Regions from separate parts of the Homo sapiens genome. Here region 2 is linked to region 1. A link is an interaction called in ENCODE POLR2A ChIA-PET data of the cell type or tissue named here. Cell type or tissue: B cell. All regions are shown on one strand. Each heading gives the region's core, and the rest is flanking DNA. Links, peaks and the distances in the headings are about the cores only.

Region 1 (10,755 bases), core at 3,245-8,244:
ACTGCAAGACTAGGGCAGCCCAGTCGCCCACTCCCCTTTTATTCTCCCTCCTCACATTCCCCTGTCCTTTTCTAACCCACCTTCCCACTTAGGGTCTAATTTAGCCAATTTATACACTCGCCAAGCTTGCAAAGGTTTTGGTTCTCTCCTTTTGGGTGTGGAATGCTGGTGCCACAGGGGCTTTCAGAAACAATTTAGTAAGTGATAGACTTGGAAGAGTTCAAAAGCAGCTCTGGGAAGACATCACTGATGAGTCTCTGCTCTTAGCATTTTGTTGCCTCTTAGAGGCTTAGCAAATAGCAGCATTTGATCCATAATCTGCTCTTTCTTGGTACCCAGAGAGGCAGCACAAGGGTAGACCTTGAGCAAGTTACTTAAACTCTGAGCTTCTGTTGCCCTTTCTGTAAAAAAAGGCAAAATAATCATTCTGACCTCACATTGTTGCTATGAGGATTCAGTTAGTTAATTTTTAAATTTTTTAAAATTAATGTGTTTATTTTTTTGAGACAGGGTCTTGCTCTGTCATCCCTGCTGGAGTACAGTGCTGCGATCATGGCTCACTGCAGCCTCAATTTCCCAGGCCCCAATTATCCTCCCACTTCAGCCTCCTGAGTAGCTGGGACCACAGCTACTCCCACTTCAGCCTCCTGAGTAGCTGGGACCACACCTGGCTAATTTTTGTATTTTTGGTAGAGGTGGAGTTTCACCATGTTGCCCAGGCTGGTCTCAAACTCCTGAGCTCAGGGGATCTACCTGCCTCAGCCTCCAAAAGTGCTGGGATTACAGCCATAGCCACTGCGCCCAACACAATGACTTAATATTTATAATACACTTAGAACAGTGCTTAGCATGTAGTAAGCACTAGATTAAATAAATGTATAAAATGAAGGAAGAAATAATAATAGTGTTTTTCTTTTAATTCATGCATGAAGAACTATGTTCGACTTCTGTATGGTATCTTGAAGGGGTCCAAAATAAATCTGACTGGCAGTTTGAAGGCCTATAAGAGAGCATATTACATAATTTCACTCAAGGATTTTGACAATTAGTCCAGCTTGATGGATCTCTTCTCACCTGTATTTTGGCCAAACTGACCAATTATTTCCCATTCCAACTGCCATCCAAATTTCCTTCCCCATCCCTTCCACATGTTTCAGTTGCTTTTGCTGCCTTTGCTTCATATTGACTGTCAGGATGTATGGCCCTGTAATACTAGGTTTTTATTTAAAAAGCCTTTCTCTCATTCATAAGCTTCTTTTGAGGAGTGAGGCCTGCATTTCTGATGGTTGTGTATCATTCCCATGCCTTGTGCATAAGTGGTACTCTATCCATGTGTTTTGATTGGCTGATTTGAGCTTTTGCAGATTAGGAAATAGTTGGCCTAGAGCTAAGTGGCACCTGAGAGAATCTTCCCCTCCAGGCCTCACAGATGCACTCTGTGGAAAGGCCATTGTCTCCTTGCTTTGTGTTGGACTATTAGGAACCTAAAAGCTAGGACAGGCCTGGGTAGAGATAGCCACCTTTAAGTTAGGGGAATGTTGGGGAGTCTACTGGGATTTGACTGTGAGGTGAAAGGAGGGCTGCCTACAAGCAGAAAGCTTAAGGCATTGGCTTTGTGTAATTACCAGGAATGCTTTTAGCTAGCACCTTGAACGGTTGGTTAAAAAGGGACAGTTAGATGTTTGTTAGATGTGTGGTGTTAATAACCTTGACCAGTAGATTCGTGACTATGAGAATTTCAAAAGGCGAAGCAAGAACACACACAGAGGGAAAACATCTCTTGTTTCTAGGGGCAGCCTTCCCAGCAGCACTCAGCCCAGAGCTGTTTTTCCCCCAAGGAGAACACAGGGACAAAATAAATATGCCTTCCTGACCCAAAGACAGGAGCGCCCAGGGAGACCATGGGATCTGGGAGTGAGAGCAGATTGTAGGGAGGAAGTATCCAGGATGAGACTGGTATTAGCTACAGGCTGGACAGTTAGTCGGTGGCAGCTAGGTACTGCTGCTAGTGGCTGAGGGCAGGGTTTCTTAGAGACCTGAAGATGTGAGCATTCATTTATTTGTTCCTTCATCATTCAGCAAACCTTTACTCAGTGCTTATTATGTACTGGATACTGGGCTGAGCCCCCACTTGTGACCTCACTGGGCATTGAGTCTGAGGCCTTGGCAGCTAAGGGTGGTGTTCCTTAGGGAACTGGGAGGCCATCCAGACAGGAGGCACAGTACAAACAAGAAAGAACTAGGGGCCAGGTATGGTGTCTCAGGCCTGTAATCCTAACACTTTGAGAGGCCAAGGCAGGTGGATCACTTGAGGCCAGGAGTTCAAAACCAGCCTGATCAAAATGGTGAAACCCCATCTCTACTAGAAATAGAAAAACAGTTAGCTGGGTGTGGTGGCAGGCACCTGTAATCCCAACTACTCCGGAAGCTGAGGCAGGAGAATCGCATGAACCTGGGAGGCGGAGGTTACAGTGAGCTGAGATCGTGCCACTGCACTCCAGCCTGAATGACAGAGTGAGACTCCTGGGGAAGCCCAGCCCTGCATCAGAGAAAGTGATGCACTGATGCTTCACACACAGAGAATGGAAGCGGGAGTGGAGGCATTTTTCTGGAGTTCAAGCTTCACCTTCAAGCATGATATTCAGATTCCATGAGAGCATGCAGAAAGAGCCCAGCGGACCTGTTGAACAGGGCATACCATTGTGAGTCCTTAGAAGCTAAAAGACAGCCAAGAACAGTAGGAAAGAAGCTGAGAATAAAAGCTAAGACAGGTACCTCCAATCTCTAAAAAGTTAAACCTCTTAGAGGATTATAAATAAAGCCACACTCACAGGTGTACATGCTATAATTTATTTTATAAGTGCCTGGCATATTAATAAATGGTATGTAGTTTACTTACAGTGCTGTTTGGGTGGTTCTCAAGTAATCTCTTGTTTTACATTCTAAAGTCCACTCAGTGTTAGAATGGACCATTTGAGCCCAAGTAGATTCAACAAACCATCTATACCCAACCCGCACATCTGGGCAGGGATGACACTTGATGAGCCATCCAGGCCTCATCTCATAGACTCTATTCATCCCCTGCTGTCATGGGCACCAAAACATTTTATAGTAAATTGCACAGTAGTTTGTCTTTCCCAATAAACTGTATGCTTCTTGAGGGTAGGTACCCTATCTCTTTATCTCTGACACCTGGCACACAGCCCAGCACATGACAAGATCAAGAACCAGGACTGGCCGGGGCTCAGTCTGCACGTGCTCTGGCTTTCAAGTGGCATCTTCTAATGATCTGAAAGACCTCTCTAGAACTTTTTTCCTTTTATGTTATGTAAATAATATACTTAAGATAGAAACTTTTGTGTTTCATGTTGTATATTAATGTTGAATATAAAGTTTTTTTCTAGAGTGTGACTATTTTTTCACCTAGTTCCTTCAAATTTTCATCCCTACCATTAGTTTTTCAAAGTCTCTGGATTCCTGTTGAAGTATCCTTTTCTCTGGAGGTTTATATCACCTCCTAGGCTGCTTTTGACTTATCTACTCATGCTTTACTTCGGTAGTGCTGATGCTCACCCCCAGTTATTCCTCACCTGTACCATGTGGTATTATTAATGCAAATGAGGCTTTACCCGGCTATCCCCTCCCCTAGCATTTATGCATTCTTCAGGGAAAACTCTGTTGTATATGTCTCTGAGTCTCCCACAGCAACTAACACAGTGCCTTACACTCCATTAGCTCCTCAACGAGTATGTTTTAATAAATTCCATTAGTGGAGTGAGGTAGTTAGGAGCAGGTATGAGCTCAGGCCTTTGAGTGGGACAACCTGGGTCTAATGCTGCCTCCTTCACTAACTACTTTTATGATCTTGAGCAGTCTGCTAATCCTCCTTGTGTCCAACTTCTTAATGTTTAAAATGAGGATAATAGTAGTACCTACCTAATAAGGATTAAGTGAGTTAAGATATGTTTTTGAGGGTTAAATGCATTAAAATATGTAAAACACTTAGCACAATGCCTGGCCTGTAGTGAGAGCTATCATTATCAACAACCACCATCATAGGTACCCATTATCAGAAGTTGGGGGTTTGGATAAAGAAATTAAGTTTCTCTAGGTTATATTTTTGTGAAGTCTGAACTGGAATGAACTTCTTCAGATTCCTCATAGAGTACTTCATGCCCCGCCCTTTTATTGCACAGGGACTATATCTGCTTCAGTATGATGTAGAACATCTTGATTAAGAGTATTTTTTTATCTTTCGTCCTTGACTTATCTTTTGGTGTGTAGGTATATTGTTTCATCACATTCTCATTTTTTTTTTTTTTAAAAAGAGTTGTTCCATTTCCCCTTTTTCTGTCTACTGCTTTCTCCTTCTACGCTTAGGCCAAGAGTATATTACACTTGGAGGCATCTAGTTAGCGTGGTGCTTCCCAAACCTTTCCAGGACCCAAAATAGGCTAAATACCACACCAAGGGAGACATCGATGATGTTCTATTAAGAACAGTGAAAGGGAACCCAGGCATAAATATACACTCAGTATACACAACTGTCACCACCCATAGCACTGACCATCCTATTGTACCTTAGAACTTAACACTGTAATTTATCTGAGTGTTTTTTAATGGCTCTCTACTAAGTGTCAAGCTCTGTGCTAGGTCTGGGGAATGGAAAAATGGTAAGACATGGTTCTTGCTGTTGAGGTGCTTAGTTGTAACAATTTATTTTCATCTTTTATTAAATACTAATTGAATAATGTTGTTATTCTTTTTCTTTTCTTTTTTTTTTTTTTTTTTTGAGACGGAGTTTCACGCTTGTTTCCCAGGCTGGAGTGCAATGGTGCAATCTCGGCTCACTGCAACCTTCGCCTCCCAGGTTCAAGCAATTCTCCTGTCTCAGCCTCCCGAGTAGCTGGTATTACAGGCATGCACCACCACACCCGGCTAATGTTGTATTTTTAATAGAGACGGAGTTTCTCCATGTTGGTCAGGCTGGTCTTGAACTCCTGACCTCAGGTGATCCACCTGCCTCGGCCTCCCAGAGTGCTAGGATTACAGGCATGAGCCACCAAGCCCGGCCAATGTTATTATTCTTTAAGTAAAACATGTTTCCCCAAGTAAACTTACTGTGTGTTTAGTACCATCCTGGACCCTCTTACTCACAGTGCTATTTGCCCCACTACTACCCAGTAAAAAGAAAGGGTGACAGGTTGTAAGGACATGTAGGGGTTTGAGGAAAGTTGGGCTTGTGTCAATGTAATAAAAGCCAAGTAGTTCTTCTTCCAGCCCAGTCTGTATCTATGACTAGATCATGAACAGAGAACTAAAGGCTTTTGATTATAAACCTCCTTATGCCTAGGCTTGGCCCACACTCAACTCTAATACAAATAGTAGTAAATGTTAGGAGTAGACATAAAATGAGCACAGGTTGCCACTAGAACTTTTTCTATAACCTAATTACATTTTTTTCAACCTAAAATATTACATATTGTGTCAGCCAGGATGCCATCAGGAAAGAGATGGTGCACTTTAGTATTCCGAGGCTAATTACAGTGGGGCTCCATTAGTGCCCCTAGATTGAGAAGGTGAGGGAACAGGCTGGTTTCTGGAAGCAAGGAGATAGAGGGGGCTGTGTGGAAAAGACTGCCTAGCAGGATCTGAGACCTTCCATCAAGAGGCACAGCCAGTCCATAGCCCAACATCACTCTGCTCCTTCAAATCTCCTACCGGTGCACCCCAGTGGCCCAACCCAGGAGAGTCCTGTTGATGTGACACACACAGGCCAGGTCCCAGGGCAGAGAGCAGGTGAAGAATGATTGTGAGTAAATCTAGAGGGGCACACAGGAAGATATCCAGCAAACATGTTTCACACTTGATTTTAGAGGTAAGGGTGTGTATCTTAATTTTATCTGTTTTAGAAAACTAAAATTTTAATAGATTTAAAGTATTTCTGCCATAGTTCTTAAACTATCAATCTGATGATGTCAGATATTTTTCTCAGTGTCATTAGTTTGACCTCCCGCCACATTTTTTTGGTGGAGAGGGGTGAGGGATTGTGTATAAATTTCCTCCAGAGCACACAGAGAATAAAAATGCTATTCTTCAGTTTGTTTTTTTTTGTTGTTTTTTTTTTTTTAACAAAGAGTTGTTCCATTTCCCCTTTTTCTGTCTACTGCTTTCTCCTTCTACGCTTAGGCCAAGAGTATATTACGCTTGGAGGCATCTAGCTAGTGTGGTGCTTCCCAAACCTTTCTCAGCCAAAGACTCCTCTGGGAATCCAACTAAATTTCCTGGTTCCCTTTTGCTTTTAATATCAATGACCATATTACCCAATGAGGTTATTTTTATTTCTTACAAATATTTTTATAATTAACTTAAGATTCAACAAGGAGCCAAAGGTAAACAGACTGTAATTATTTCAAGTTCTAACCATTATGAGTAGATATTAATCTTCGAGAAGGTATTATTAAAAAAAAGTATATAATATTCATAAATTAAAGTCAACTTATAAGTACAAAGGAATATCTGTGACTATAAAAGGAAAAATAAACTGGAATTTAAAATTTAATCACTGTGCCTTAGTAAACACGATCCTGGTACATTTCAGCACAGTATTTGTGTTTCAGAATAGGATTTTGTCTTCTAGTTATTCACTAATACGTATTTATTTTACTATCATTCAGCAAGAAACCCTTTAAATCACTGTCAAAAGGTAGGTGATTTACTGGAACAGCTAACCTACCTCTGCCTAGAGTCCCATAGGCACTCACTTCCCTATGGAACCCTCTGTCCCTTCTTCCCTTCCTATATACCTCAGGTACCTTTATGCAGCCTTGTTCTATTGCCACTCTGCCTGTTTTACTAAGCTGCCCTAAAGTCACTGCAAAATTTTGATCAGAACATTACTGAACCAGGACACAAAGAAATGCTCATTACAGGCTTTAAATATATGCTTTTTCTTAGATCTATGGGAACAATTTCTCTAATTCTTAGGTTTTGCTCCCTGAAATTACACAGAAAGTACTGTATCTTCTTAACCCTTTCTCCACCCCTCCTTTCATTTCAACCCAACAAACTTTTCTCCTGTGCATTGCTAGGCAGTGCTTCCATTGTCCTTAAGTGTTTAAGGTCTTGTGCTGGTAATGAGCCAGTAGTCACAAAGCTAGCCAGTGGATTTGTTCTTCAAGCCTTTAGTGATTCCATACTCCATATAATGGACTATACCATTTGTGGATTCCTTGACAGCCATGAGGAGACACTGAGGGAGCTATGAATAGAAGAACCCTGTGTTCTCCCCTGTCCAGCTCCCCTGGCTTTTGGAAACAGAACTTCAATTTTTCTTCTCCATCTATGTGGTTCACATGGAACTGACCCCATCCTCCAACTCTAGAGGTTGTCTCTGAACTTGGGTCAGACCAAACGAGTTTCAGTGCTTGGTTTAGAAATGAATATGTAACCGAAGCTGAGCATGTGAGAATCCAACCATAAGAATTTGGCCGAGCCTTCTGGGGAAGAGGAGCCTCTGTAAGCTAGGGTCACTAAATTGGTACAGTGAAAGCCTGTAGCCACCACTTTGGAGAAGCCTGCCTAAGACTAACAACACACTGCAAGGAAGAGCTGAAAGATGGAGAGAGACTGGTTCTCATCATCATTTGACCACTCAAGTTCAGCTACCTTGGTCATACAACCCGTTAAATCTATCCCCAGCCCTACCAGTTATTTTGTATATTATGTCACTTTTTATTTTTATTTATGTATATATTTTTTGAGACAGGGTCTTTTGCTGTTGCCCAGGCTGGAGTGCAGTGGCATGATCATAGCACACTATAACTTCACACTCCTAGGCTCAAGTGATCCTCCCACCTTAGCTTCCCAAGTAGCTAAGACAAGAGGTGTATGCCACCACATCCAGCTAATTTTTTATTTTTTGTAGAGATGGGGTCTCACTATGTTGCCCAATCTGGTCTCAAACTCCTGGCCTCAAGCCATCCTCCTGCCTTAGCCTCCCAAAGTGCTGGAATTACAGGCATGAGCTACCACACCCAGGCTTATTATGTCAATTTGAATGTGCACTCTGTCACTTATAACCCAAACTCCTGAGTCAAATACCAGCACATCTGAGAATTCAACAACTTCTGGGATCCACAGCCCCATGGAGGCTACAAGCTACTAAAAAGATAGGAATGTCAGCTTCAGCTAAGAATTCCAGAAATCTACAGAAGGTACCTTTCCTTTTCTTTGGTTCCAGAGAGCATGATAATATACATACAGAATTCTGGAAACTTGGGACCAATAATAGGGTGTATTACCAACTGTGTGTGGTATCTGTAATTAAATATTGCTAAAACCCTGTAGAGGCTGGTTTTTACCTTTAAAAAGATCATCTTAAATAATCTGAGGATTTTTATTTTAAATAAGTTAATGTTAAAAATATTTTTTGGGCCGGGCCCGGTGGCTCACGCCTATAATCCCAGCACTTTGGGAGGCCGAGGCAGGTGGATCACGAGGTCAGGAGATCGAGACCATCCTGACCAACATGGTGAAACCCCGTCTCTACTAAAAGTACGAAAAAATGGGCTGGGCATGGCGCTGCACACCTGTAGTCCCAGCTACTCGGGAGGCTGAGGCAGGAGAAAGGCATGAACCCAGGAGGTGGAGTGTGCAGTGAGCCGAGATCGTGCCACAGCACTCCAGCCTGGGCAACAGACCGAGACTCTGTCTCAAAAAAAAAAAAAAAAAAATTGATAGCATGAAAATTTGAAGTAAAGAGTCAATTATGTTAAAGAAAAAAACACTCCAAAATCTAACATGATGCTAGGCTACGTTAACAAGAGCCTGGCATTAAAAACTGAGTCACCATATTCAGCATTAATAAGATACTAGCAAAGCTCTCATTCAGCTGCCATGCCTAGGTTGTGCTTCTGCATGTTCAGAGGATGTGGAAAGCAATTGAAATGATTAAAAGCATGGAAAATCACATCTCTGAAGAGCGATGAAAGTAGGCTATTTAACTAAAAGAAAAGAAGATTGAAGGAAGAAAATAAATGGTGTTTAAGTATAGAAAGAGTTCTTATAAAGAAAAAGGTGTCCAGATGTTTCCCCCTTCCACTGAGTATATTAAGAGAAAATTGCCTTAGACATTTCATTTTTACAAAGGAAGGATTTTTTCAAGCAAATAGGATTCTTGTACTGGGTGTGACATTGGACTAGATGACCTTTAAGATTTTTCTTCACTAAGATTCTATGATTACCAGATTGAGGATGTACTTATCAAAAGAGTGTGGAACCACTTGCTGTATGTCTTAAAAGGTAAGATGAGGAAACACTGGCTGGTTTGCCTTAGGTGTCATTCTGCCCAGGAGTTACTTCCAACATTCATAACATGCCTTTGAAGAAGCAAATATTGTATATAGACAAACAGCATATCAGAAAAAAATCAAAACAAAAACAAAGGAATACTAGCATTAAAGTAATAATAAAATATAGGATTTTTATTTTCTACTCTTTCAGTATAGCCATTAGCAATTCACAGTTAGTTTCTTCATTAACTAGATAAGATAAGTGAGGCAAATCATGGGACAGTTTAGTATTGGTGACAGTGTGTTTGGAGGGGTAGAATTAAGTGTTCCATATGGAATCAGGAGCATTTAATGTCAGCTCTAGTATGTATGTGGCATATTTCCTACTGCAACTTAATTGGCATAATTTTGGATCCAGAGAATACAAACCAAGACTCAGAAAACTATATTTTACTTTTAAAATATAGTTTTAAAAACAATTCTAGGTTTATACATGGAAAAGCTATTCTAAAGAACAATAGCTGGCCGGGCGCGGTGGCTCACGCCTGTAATCCCAGCACTTTGGAAGGCCAAGGCGGGTAGATCATGAGGTCAGGAGTTCAAGACCAGCCTGGCTAACAGGGTGAAACCCCGTCTCTACTAAAAATACAAAAATTAGCTGGGCATGGTGGCGCGTGCCTATAATCCTAGCTACTCGGGAGGCTGAGGCAGGAGAATTGCTTGAACCAGGACCTGGGAGGCAGAGGTTGCAATGAGCCAAGATCATGCCACTGCACTCCAGCCTGGGCTACAGAACGAGACTCTGTCTCAAAAAAAAAAAAAAAAAAGCAATGGTGTTGGCATTATTGTGGTTTCAATGGATCTATACTTATTTAAAACTTAAAGTTTAAAAAAAAAAAAGTCCATATGTTGCTCCACATCTTTCTGTACTAGTTGGGCCATTTTGTTGAGTTCTACTATGTGGCAAGTCAGGATGTTTTGTGTAAGTACAAGCTCCTGTGACTATAGTTTTCATGCATCCACATATCTACTAATTAGCTCCACAACTGGGTTCTGCAATTTCCTGGGCCACATCGCTGAGACAGATTCCGCATGTTCTGCACCAGCAGTCATTTCCCCTTCATGGAGCCCACATAGTCACTTAAAAGTAATTTATCCAGGAGGGTTTCCAGCTTTTAAGTGAGTCTGCTAATAACAGAGGTTGTCTGACTTCACAATCAATTATCCTGCATAGATTCAAGTGATAATTTCTATATTTGTAGTTTTCAAGTTGCAGGGAAAAACTGGGAAGGGAGAAGAATATCAATTCTGCAAACTGGTTATTGAAAGTATTGGGGGGGTTTGCTGAATATGGTGATTTTGATGGAAAGGAATCTTAACAATACCCCATTCATATGCATTTTCCAATTGAATTATGGAAGAAAAATTAACTTAGAAAACCAAGCAAGCAAGCAAACAAAAA
Region 2 (10,755 bases), core at 2,620-7,619, 290 kb after region 1:
TCAGTGGCCCAGGAGCCAACCCCCTAGCTGCCTCCTCAGAGTTTCTGGGCTTCCCACCCACCCTTTGCCTCCCCTCCATGGGTTCTCCTGGTGACTTCCTGCCAGGCTTCCATTTTCTCTCCATCCCCGTGCTTTTTACCTGCTCCTCTGCTGGCCGGGCCTCCTCTCCCAGCACATCGCTTCTGTCTCTCTCCTCCGCGTCCACATCTTCAGCCAGTGCTTCCATGAGCCCCCGATTTCCAGCTCCCCAGATCCCCACATTTCTACCGGCCTACTCTGCTGGCCGTCTCTGCTTAGACACCCTGCAGAACTTCTCACGAAATTGAACTGATCTTCTCCTCCCCAAACCTCTCCTTGAGGCTGTTTGTCTCTTTCTGTATTTCTACCCTCCCCACTGCCCAGGCTCAAAACCCAGCATTCTCTTCATCTCTTTCTTCTCTGTCTCCCTGCATGTCTGGTCAGCCTCCGGATGCCTGAAGGAGCTTCTGCTCTATTTTTCAGATCCCTCCCACTCCGGTGTTGCTATCTGAATTCAAACCCTTTCCTTCTCCTCCCTGGACCTTACCTCTCAGCCTTTGGGCCTCGCTTCCCGTGGTCTCCCTGTCCTTGGACACAGAGCCCATCAGAGTGGCCTGTCTCCCTTTCAGAAACCCATATGAGCTCCACATGCATGTGGCTCCCCTGCCAGGAACAGGCCTCCCTGTCCTCCCGTACAACCTCACTGCCGCCACTTGTCACTCAGCAGATGTTGCCTGAGTCCCTGCCATGTGATATGTACCTGTGCTCACACCATAGCCACCTGCTGCTCACTCCCAGAACTGACCCTCTGCACCTACCCAGTCTTCTGGTCCCTCTTTTTGTTCGCCTGTTTTATCTTCCAGAGACACCTCCTGTTCTTTACATCCATTTCCACCCATCAGCACCTTATTCAATCGTACTCAAGGCCTACCTCCTCCAAAGGTGAAACCAATTTCTCTCCTGCCTCATTTTCCCTTAAAATACTGTTCATTCCCTATTATAACCACATCTGAATGTATATGTGTGTGTGTGTGTGTGTGTGTGTGTGTGTGTGTGTGTGTGTCATCTCCCTAGTTGTGTAACCCTGCAGGCCATGAACAGTTATTATTCAATGTTGTTTCCTACACATCTTTAATAAAAGTTTGTTGCATTTAAATCTGATCTTATTCTCTCATTTCACAGTTGTTAGAACTGTGGCCAGAGTCAGCCCCAGGTCAGAATGCTGGTCAGCAGCAGACTCACATCCCAGCCCTACCTTCCTGATACCTGATGTGGTGCTCAGAAAAACAAGGAATCCCAGGCTGTTACCCAGTGTCTCCATGTGCCCTCCACAGATGCACTCAACTGTCCTCTCTTCTGCTCTTCCTCCTACAAACTGGGCAACTGGAATCAGAACAGAGACTTTGGATGAGCATCCAGTGTAACCCAGCCTAGTTTTTCACCACGACTTCCAGATCTACATTTAACATCCGACAGCAACTATAATTCTACTTTCTGAACCTCCAGGGAAGTTGCTTCCTTGTCCCTTTCAGCAAAGGATGTCATGGTTTTACAATGTCTCCAGTGAAAAAGTTCTTCTTCTCTACATCTTCCTCCCACTCCTACAACCCTTGATCCCCACGTGAGATCTCATTTCCTCCAGCTGGGTCTTCTGCAGAGTGATTAGAGCTTCTGCCCTCCTTGCAGCATCTCTATTGTAAAAGGATTGCTGAAGCTTATTAAGCCTTGCAGCTCCTAGGAGGAAAGGTACCATATAGAAATAAAACAAATCAACAAATTAGTGTGTTTTGTAGAAGTTGAATAGGACTCCACCTATCTGCATGAGTGTGCACACTGTGCAGTCGCACAGGCAGTCTCAAATGGGAATTTGGAAAAAGCTAAGCTTTTTCACTTGAGAAAGGTTTACATATTCTTTGCACCTGGGCACACACAGCACAGGCTGTTCTCAGGACTCCCACCAGATTAGGCCTGGGACATGACAGAGCCTGTCAGGTCCACGTTTGCTTTCCAGTCTCCTTGCTTCCAGTCTAGCTGTGGCCTGACTCCAAGTCCAGTGTAAGATTTTTTTTTTTCAGCAATAAGGAATCGGTTCATTCACCTGTACGAAAACCAGTGGGAGGATCATGCATAAGGCTCATATCCTTGCTGTGAATTTCAAAGGACTGGCTAAGTAAATAAAATTATCATGCCAACCTGAGCTGGTATAGATTGCATTGATTGCTGCTAATAGCCAAAATGGACATTTTAAAAGTGCTCTACACTGCATTCTACACAACTTGGGACAGAAAAATAGCTGTTGCTCTTAAGGAGCTGATGGTCTCCTTCAAGGGTAAGCTGGAACAGGCTGACCCAGGAAAAGGCACTCCCAGTTGAATGCTTTCACTTGCGTGGGAAGTCCAGCTGTCTCAATGGGGCCCAGGAGACAGACTGACGAGGGACGAATTCCTGTGTTTGGGACTGGGCTTGAAAAGTCTCCTGTTTGTAACACTCAACTTGTAGAAGAGCAGAAAGAATTTCCAGCTGTCGACAGGATGAGGGGAGCCCTCCTGATTCTGTCTGGGGATGTGTTTGCACTCCAGAATCTGCTATCCTTCCTCTTGCTATCCTTCCCGGCTACCACATGAAACACCTGGTCCTATGGGCCAGCTCTGGAACAAGATGACTCTTTGCCATCAAGGAATACAAGTGGCCAAAGGACAAATATTGTGTGATTCCACTTACATGAGGTACCTAGAGGAGTCAAATTCACAGAGACAGAAAGTAGAGTGGTGATTACCAGAGGTTGGGGTGGAGAGAGGGGAACGGGGAGTTAATGTTTTATGGATACAAAGTTTCTGTTTTTCAAGATGAAGAAGTTGTGGAGATAGATAATGGTGATGGCTGGACATCAGTGAGAATGTACTTAACACCCCTAAACAGTACAGTTAAAAATGGTTACAGTGATAAATTTTATGTTACGTATATTTGACCATAAAAAGGAAGGAAAAAAGGAAAGAAGGAAGGAAGGGAGGGAAGGAAGGAGGGAGAGGGGAAGGGAGGAAGGGGGAGGGAGAGAGGGAGGAAGGAAATGCAAGTGGGAACTCAGCCCTGGTCAGAGCACTGCTGGGAAAAGATAGGTGACTCTTTATCTTGCTGTAAAGAGAGGTGTGTTTGTGTGTGTGTGTCCCTGCAGGAGTGAAAATGGACCCACAAACCACATGGTTAATGAGGTGAGCATACTGGACCAAGCTATTTAACATCTGGGCCTGCCCCATGACTAATAGTCCAGGTCATTCTGCATAATGCAGACCAATATAAGATTGTTAGTGGAGGCCAGGCGTGGTGGCTCACGCCTGTAATCCCAGCACTTTGGGAGGCCAAGGTGGGCAGATCACCTGAGGTCAGGAGTTCAAGACCAGCCTGCCCAACATGGTGAAACCCTGTCTATACTAATAATACAAAACAATTAGCCAGGCATGGTGACTCACGCCTGTAATCCCAGCTACTTGGGAGGCTGAGACAGGAGAATTGCTTGAACCCAGGAGGTGGAGGTTGCAGTGAGCCAAGATCACACCATTGCACTCCAGCCTGGGCAACAATAGCAAAACTCTGTCTCAAAAAAAAAAAGATTGTTAGTGGAAGTTGTTCTTTTTTTCTTTTTTTTTTTTTGAGATGGAGTCTCACTCTGTCACCCAGGCTGGAGTGCAGTGGCACGATCTCAGCTCACTGCAAGTTCTGCCTCCCAGGTTCATGCCATTCTCCTGCCTCAGCTTCCTGAGTAGCTGGGACTACAGGAGCCCACCACCACACCCGGCTAGTTTTTTTGTATTTTTAGTAGAGATGGGGTTTCACCGTGTTAGCCAGGATGGTCTCGATCTCCTGACTTTGTGATCCACCCGCCTTGACCTCCCAAAGTGCTGGGATTACAGGCGTGAGCCACCCTGCCTGGCCAGAAGTTGTTCCTTAAATGGCTAAGAGCCTTCATAATATTCTTGGGAGGGCGAGTGGCAGCCCATTTCTCCATAACTTGCTCAGAAGCACATTTTAGTTGTTTTAAGAATGACTCGATTTTTGGAGTCAGAGAGGTTGGGGCTAGAGTTTAGGGCCTGCTGTTGTGTGGCCATTCAGAACGCCCAATTTAAATCTAAATGCGTAAAATCAAAAGAGTGGTGAATGTGAACATGCTTTTTTATAAACTGTAAAGTGCCTCACTGTGATCCTTTATTCTTTCAATTCAGCCTATGAGTGCAAGTTAGCAATAGACTTTAAAGAACTCATACTGCAGGAAAGTAAGCATAGATACTAAAATACAAAATTCAACCTCTACTGCCTATGACACGATTTTTCAGGCCTCAGAGGCAGCCTGGTAGCAACCACAGCTAAGAACAAAGGTCCTAAGAGCTGGACTTTTTGAAAAAATAGATTCTGTAGCCTTTGTAGGGAGGAGTTGGTCTGAGTTGAACCATATTGCTGAGAAGAGTCTCTCATTAAGCCTTTATCCATTATCAACACTGGGGCATAAAATCATTTATACCAAATACTTATTTTTTTAATTGAGATATAATTGACATACCATAAAATTCACCCTCTTAAAGTGTACAATTCCATGATTTTTAGTATATTCACAAAATTGTGCAATTATCACCATTATCTAGTTCCGAATATTTTCATCACCCCCAAAAGAGTCTCCATATGCATTGGCAGTCACTCCCCATTCCTCCTTCCCCTTTCCTCTGGCAACCACTATTCTACTATCCATCTCTATGGATTTGCTTATTCTGGACATTTCATATAAATGGAATTATACAATATGTGACCTTTTGTGTTTGGCTTCTTTCAGTGAGCATAGTGTTTTCAAGGTTCATCCATGTTGTAGCATGTATTGGAATGTCATTTGTTTTCATAGCTGAATAATATTCCATGGTATGGATAAACCACATTTTGTTTATCTGTTCATCAGTTGATGCACATTTGAGTTGTTTCCACTTTCTGGCTAAAATGAATAATGCTGCTATGAACATTCATATACAGTGTGTGTGGACATGGATTTTCAATACTCTTGGGTACATACCTAGGAGTAGAAATGCTAGTCATATGAGCAATTGACCTAGCTTTCTTGGAGTGCACTGGCATGATCTCAGCTCACTGCAACCTCCGCCTCCTGGGTTCAAGCGATTCTCCTGCCTCAGCCTCCCAAGTAGCTGGGACTACAGCTGCATGCCACCAGGCCCAGCTAATTTTTGTATTTTTGGTAGAGATGGGATTTCACCATGTTGGCCAAGATGGTCTCGATCTCTTGACCTTGTGATCCACCCGCCTTGGCCTCCCAAAGTGCTGGGATCATCTGTATCCTTACTGGTTTACTGATTTTTCTGACTATTTGTTTTATTAATTCTTGAGAGAGGAATGATGAAATGTATATATTCAAACTATGACTGTGGTTTTGTCTATTTCCTCTTTAACTTTTGTCAGTTTTTGATTCATATATTATGAAGTTCTGTTAGCAGGTACAGAAACATTTAGAATTGTTAAATCTTCTTAAATTTTTCTTTTTTTTTTTTGAGACGGAGTCTCGCTCTGTCGCCCAGGCTGGAGTGCAGTGGCGTGATATCTGCTCACTGCAAGCTCTGCCTCCCGGGTTCACACCATTCTCCTGCTTCAGCCTCCCGAGTAGCTGGGACTACAGGCGTCCACCACAACGCCCAGCTAATTTTTTGTATTTTTATTAGAGATGGGGTTTCACTGTGTTAGCCAGGATGGTCTCGATGTCCTGACCTCATGATCTGCCTGCCTCAGCCTCCCAAAGTGCTGGGATTACAGGCGTGAGCCACTGCACCTGGCTTAAATTTTCCTTTTTGTCACTATGAAATTGTCTCTCTTTATCTCTGGTGCTATTCCTTGTCCTAAAGTCTTCTTTTTTTATTATTAATATAGCTACTCCAGCTCTCTTGTGATAAGCATTGCACAGCATATCTTTTTTCATTCTTTTACTTTTAAACTATTTGTGTTTTTATATTTAAAATGAATTTCTTGCTTTTTAAATCCAGTCTGATAGTGCCTGACCTTTAATTGGGGTATTTGGACCATTTGCATTTAATTACAAGTACATGTAACATACATGTTTGGTTTAGGTATGTCATCTTACTATTTGTTTTCTACTCATTCCATCTGTTCTTTGTTACCTTTTGCATCTTTCCTTGCCTTCTTTTGAAGTGAGGGTTCTTTTTTGTTATTTCATTTTATCTAGACCATTGACTTTTAGCTACATGCTCTTGTCCTTTGTGCTATTGCTGCTATAAATTTTATTTCTGCATATGTTATGAACTCTACAGTACTTTATTATTTTTGCTTTAATATTTTAAAGAAATTTTTAATGAAAAATTTTAATATTTATCCTCATGTTTCCCATTTCTGGTGCTCTTCATTCTTTTGTGTAGATCCAAGTATTATTTTCCTTCTTTGTAAAAAACTTATGTTAACATTTCTTTAGGGTAGATCTGCTGATGGTGAATTGTCTAAGCTTTCATTTATCTCAAAAAGTCTTCATTATATCGCTGGATACAGAATTTGATTTGTGTATCATTCAGTATATCAAAGAAAGTATTCCATTGTCTTCTGGCTTGCATTGTTTTGATCAGAAGTCTGCAGTATTTCCTATACTCTCTATGACACTATAAAATACAGCTTTTTTCAGACTACTTTTAAGATTTTCTCTTTATTACTAATTTTAGTAATTTATTATGATGTACTTTGGTATGATGGTGTGATTTCCCTTGCTTATTTTGATTGGGGTTCATTGTGATTCCTGGATCTGTGGTATTTATAGTTTTTAACAAATTTGGAAAATTTTCAGCCTTGATTTTTGTCAAAAATTTGTTCTCCCTCTTTTTTCTTTTTCAATTATACATATGTTAGACCACTTGATATTGCTCAAGGATTGATGGGACTTTGTTCATTTCTGGGTTTTTTGTTTTGTTTTGTTTTGTTTTTGAAGTCTTCTTCCTCTTGGTGCTTCATTTTGGATAGTTCCTATTGCTGTTTTCAGTTTTACTTTTCTCCTTGTAGCATCTAGTTTGCTTTGAATTTCAGCCACTGACCTTTCATTTCAGATATTGTCTTTTCCACCACAAGAAGTGCATTCTTTCCTCATTTTATGTATGTTTTTCTTAAAATCCTGGAGTATATTTTGCCTACTTAAACAGCTGTTTTAACGTGCCTGTCTGTTCATTCTGTCTTTTCAACTCTGTCATTTTCAGGCATGTTTCTATTAATTGCCTTTTTTCCTGATATGGGTCACATTTTTCTGCTACCTGGTGAGTCTAGTAATTTTTGCTTAGATGTTGGATATTTTAAAGGTTACATTGTTGAATGTTTGTATATTTTTAAATCCTCCTTTAAGGAGTATTGAGTTTTTATCCAGCAGGCAGTTACTTATGGATAAGATTATTCCTTTAGAGGCTTGTTTTTAGCTTTGTTAGAATGAACCTAACGTTTCTTTTATTCTAGGGATAGTTCAGTCTTACTATCTGCATATGAACCTCATTGGATCTCTACTAAATGCCCCAGCTGATCAAGCTGGTTGATATTTTTACATCTCAGAATCCCATGTGAACTCTGAAATTTTCAGCTTATAGCTTCTGGTCATTCTTTGCCCAGACTTACAAAGCTTCACTCTGGGTATGAACATCTTAGTATTAAGCACTCAACAGGGCACTTGTGCAGATTTCTGGAGCTTTTTTTACATGGTCCCCTCTTTTCTAGAATTCTGCCCCACAGTTTCCAACTACAGTCTCCTTGACCTTCATTTCTGTATTTTAACTTAACAAGACTACCATACTGTGCTTGGGATATTGTTTCCCCTGCTGTAAAGTCCAGAATGTGCCTCCAATCAGAAACTGTCATGATCATTTACCACATGTATTTTCTTTATCTCATGGGTCATAGTTCTGCACTGTGTGTTGTACAATATCTGAAGCCGTCAGTACATTTATTTTGTTGTTTTCTAGTTTTGGTAGAGACAGGGTTTCACCATGTTGGCCAGGCCAACCTCTATATTTTTCATCCAGGCCTGCGGGGTCATCCTCTTTGGCTTCAAATCCCAAGGGATACAGGGGGAGGGTAAATCTGGATCCTGTTGCTTTGTCATGGCCAGAAGCAAAAATCTTAAGAACAGGTTTTGATAAAGAAATGATGAATGATAGCAGGCAGGCCCAGAAACTAGACCTGATAACCTGGCTGGGGGTTCCAAGATATAAGGAAGCAGCAGAAAAACTCTAGCATCTGCAAGCCATGCAGGAACAGGTATGGCAATGGAGACAGAGGCAAAAAATTTTGGAAATTACTACAAACAAATCTCATCTGTGTTCCCAGGTGGCTGGCTATCTTACATTTGCTCTCCAGATTCACTCGCCACCCTTTGGCCTGTCAACCTGTCTAGATTGCATCAATGGGGCACCATTGACCTCTAGTTTCTAGTTGTGCTCAGGCAAAAAGAGACACAAACAGGAAACTACAAGACAGAAAGGATGTTTATTCCCCTAGATCCTTTCCTGTCAAATCACTGTGAATTAGTTTTGCCCCTCTACCAAAAGTTGCACTGTCACCATCCTATTGGGAGGCCCTCTCCTTACAGGTACTCTCTGTGGATTCTCCTAACTATTCCTTCCTCTTGACCCTTTGGATTTAGGGAGGGTAATGCCTCTTCAATGTGATTAAGCTTAAAGTATTGCACCTTCCTTTGTTAGTTCCCCTAAATCCTGTCCATAGCTTGATAAATAATCCCTTCATTAAATTCTCCTCTTTTTCCCCACCAGAATTCTAACTGATACTACAGGGTTGTTGATGCTGCCTCTAAATGTAAACCATCTACTGCCCAGTAATTGTAAGACCATAGGCAGATCACTTTACTGACTCTAGCCTCAGTTTGCCCTTAGCCTAGCCCTGACAACTTGAGCCTAGCCCTGACTACTTGAGAAACTCAAATTCAGGAGGCTGTACCATAACAGCAGACCTGAGGAAAGAAGTGCCCCCTCCACCTTCCCTACCTTTTTTTTTCTTTTGTCCCCCATTCTTAGAATTCCTAGCTCAGCTGCTCTGCTTCACAGGCTAACCCAAGTCTTTTCCTCTAGGTCTTAGCCACAGATATAGCCTGGTCAGTGCTAAGAGAGGAGGAGGCCAGATAAAGACCACTCACGTAGAGACAACTATCATTTGGGGATCATGCTCAAGGTCAAGTTCACACAAGCAACTCAGCTTTTAACCCTAGCCAGTAGGGCTTAACACACAAGGGACTCTTTTCCCTCCTGACACATGCTCCCTGGAGAAGATTTATTTTTTTATTTTTTAACTAGAAAGACAAATCAATAGAATGAGTAAATTAAAAAGTTAAAAGGCTGGGCGTGGTGGCTCACGCCTGTAATCCCAGCACTTTGGGAGGCTGAGGTGGGTGGATCACGAGGTCCAGAGATCGAGACCATCCTCGCTAACACGGTGAAACCCCATCTCTACTAAAAATACAAAAAAATTATCCAGGCGCCTGTAGTCCCAGCTACTCAGGAGGCTGAGGCAGGAGAATGGCGTGAACCTGGGAGGTGGAGCTTGCAGTGAGTGAGATCGCACCACTGCATTCCAGCCTGGGTGACAGAGTGAGACTCCATCTCAAAAAAAAAAAGAAAAAAAAAAGTTAAAAGATAGAGATTTTAAATAAAGAAGGAAAAGTCATGAGTTTTAAAAGGTTAGTCCTAAGGTCAAGGAAGCAAGTTAGACAGAGTCATTTACTGCAGCCTCCCCCAGGCTGAAGCACATTTAGAAATGGAAACCAAAGGTATGGTGGAAGGAATCCATGAGCAGGAGGAGTCAAAGAGTTGGTGACAGTCTACTCTGAAAGACATTAGGCCACAACGAACATATAACCTCTCAGGCAAACATCCCCAGATCCCTGTCCTAAGAAAGGGAAAATGAAATGGTCTCCCACCTTTCTGTGAAAACCCATTAAACGTACTTGCCTTCCTGAGGAGGTTATTTTCTGCATAGTGCACCTTTTCTGTCTTCTCCTTAATCAAAGGGACACTTAAGTCCCCTTTTGAGGCTTCTAATGTGGCAAGCCTATTCAGTCTCCAAGGTTGATGTTTTTCCTAGACTTTCACTTGATCCTTGCCCCAAATATAATGTACCTTTCCCCTACCCATGTTGTGACTCAGTACCAAAGCCTCCAGGGCCACTACCCCGGGGTTAGCCTCTCTCTCTCTCCCTTTCCTTCCAGGAGTCTTTCCAAGATCTGAGGTAAGATTGATGCTTCTCTGGGAATCAGACCTCCTTACCCTTCCTCTTGCATAGGCTTAAACATGATATTGCATCTTTCTTTTAGAGAAAAAGTCTATATTTTCTTGTTATTTATTATCATTAAAGGCAATACAGGCTTACCCAAGAACTAGGCAGGTTATTGGACTGGATCTACCCAGGAGTCCAGAGATTCCCAAGTGAGTCAGCAGACGCCTGAGATAGTAGGGGCCTAAGAATAGCAACCTTCCCTACAGCCTCTGCGTGACCCCTTCTGACCTGTCCCCACCATGGGTAGCTGTTGTAATCTGACTCACTGTGTCCCTCCAGACAGCTCTGGTTTCTGATAAGAACCTTCCATGAAAGAAGAGCCTTGCTCACTTCTGCACTAGCTGCTCACATTATTGGTTCAAGGCTTAGAGAGTATAGTCCTTTGACCCCTAACCCTTGATCCTGGCCCCAGTGAACTATTCCTACTGG

Evidence for each region. ChIA-PET counts read pairs that join two places held together with the same protein. Peaks named below come from ENCODE experiments on the same cell type or tissue, not always from the same donor. Only the 100,000 strongest peaks of a DNase experiment are listed, where the experiment ranks them.
Region 2: POLR2A ChIA-PET joins it to region 1 with 9 read pairs; 2 of 35 experiments call an interaction of 5 or more read pairs at or near these places.

The regions. Positions count from the first base shown.
Region 1 is chr14:68,321,266-68,332,020 of GRCh38, forward strand. The region is part of intron 8 of RAD51B (RAD51 paralog B); the gene reads left to right. Among named protein-coding and RNA genes, the nearest start is that of RAD51B-AS1, 360 kb to the right of the region's middle. In B cell, for the core only: no CTCF peak of the experiment used is centred there; DNase peaks (open chromatin) are centred at 4,496 and 6,206; H3K4me3 peaks cover 695 bases; H3K27ac peaks cover 2,781 bases.
Region 2 is chr14:68,609,806-68,620,560 of GRCh38, forward strand. It overlaps LOC107984016 (a long non-coding RNA gene), which reads right to left and starts at 747. Exons shown (of 3, transcript XR_943973.3): 1 at 140-747. It also overlaps a transcript of RAD51B not described here. RefSeq lists silencers at 607-901, 9,511-9,702. In B cell, for the core only: no CTCF peak of the experiment used is centred there; no DNase peak of the experiment used is centred there.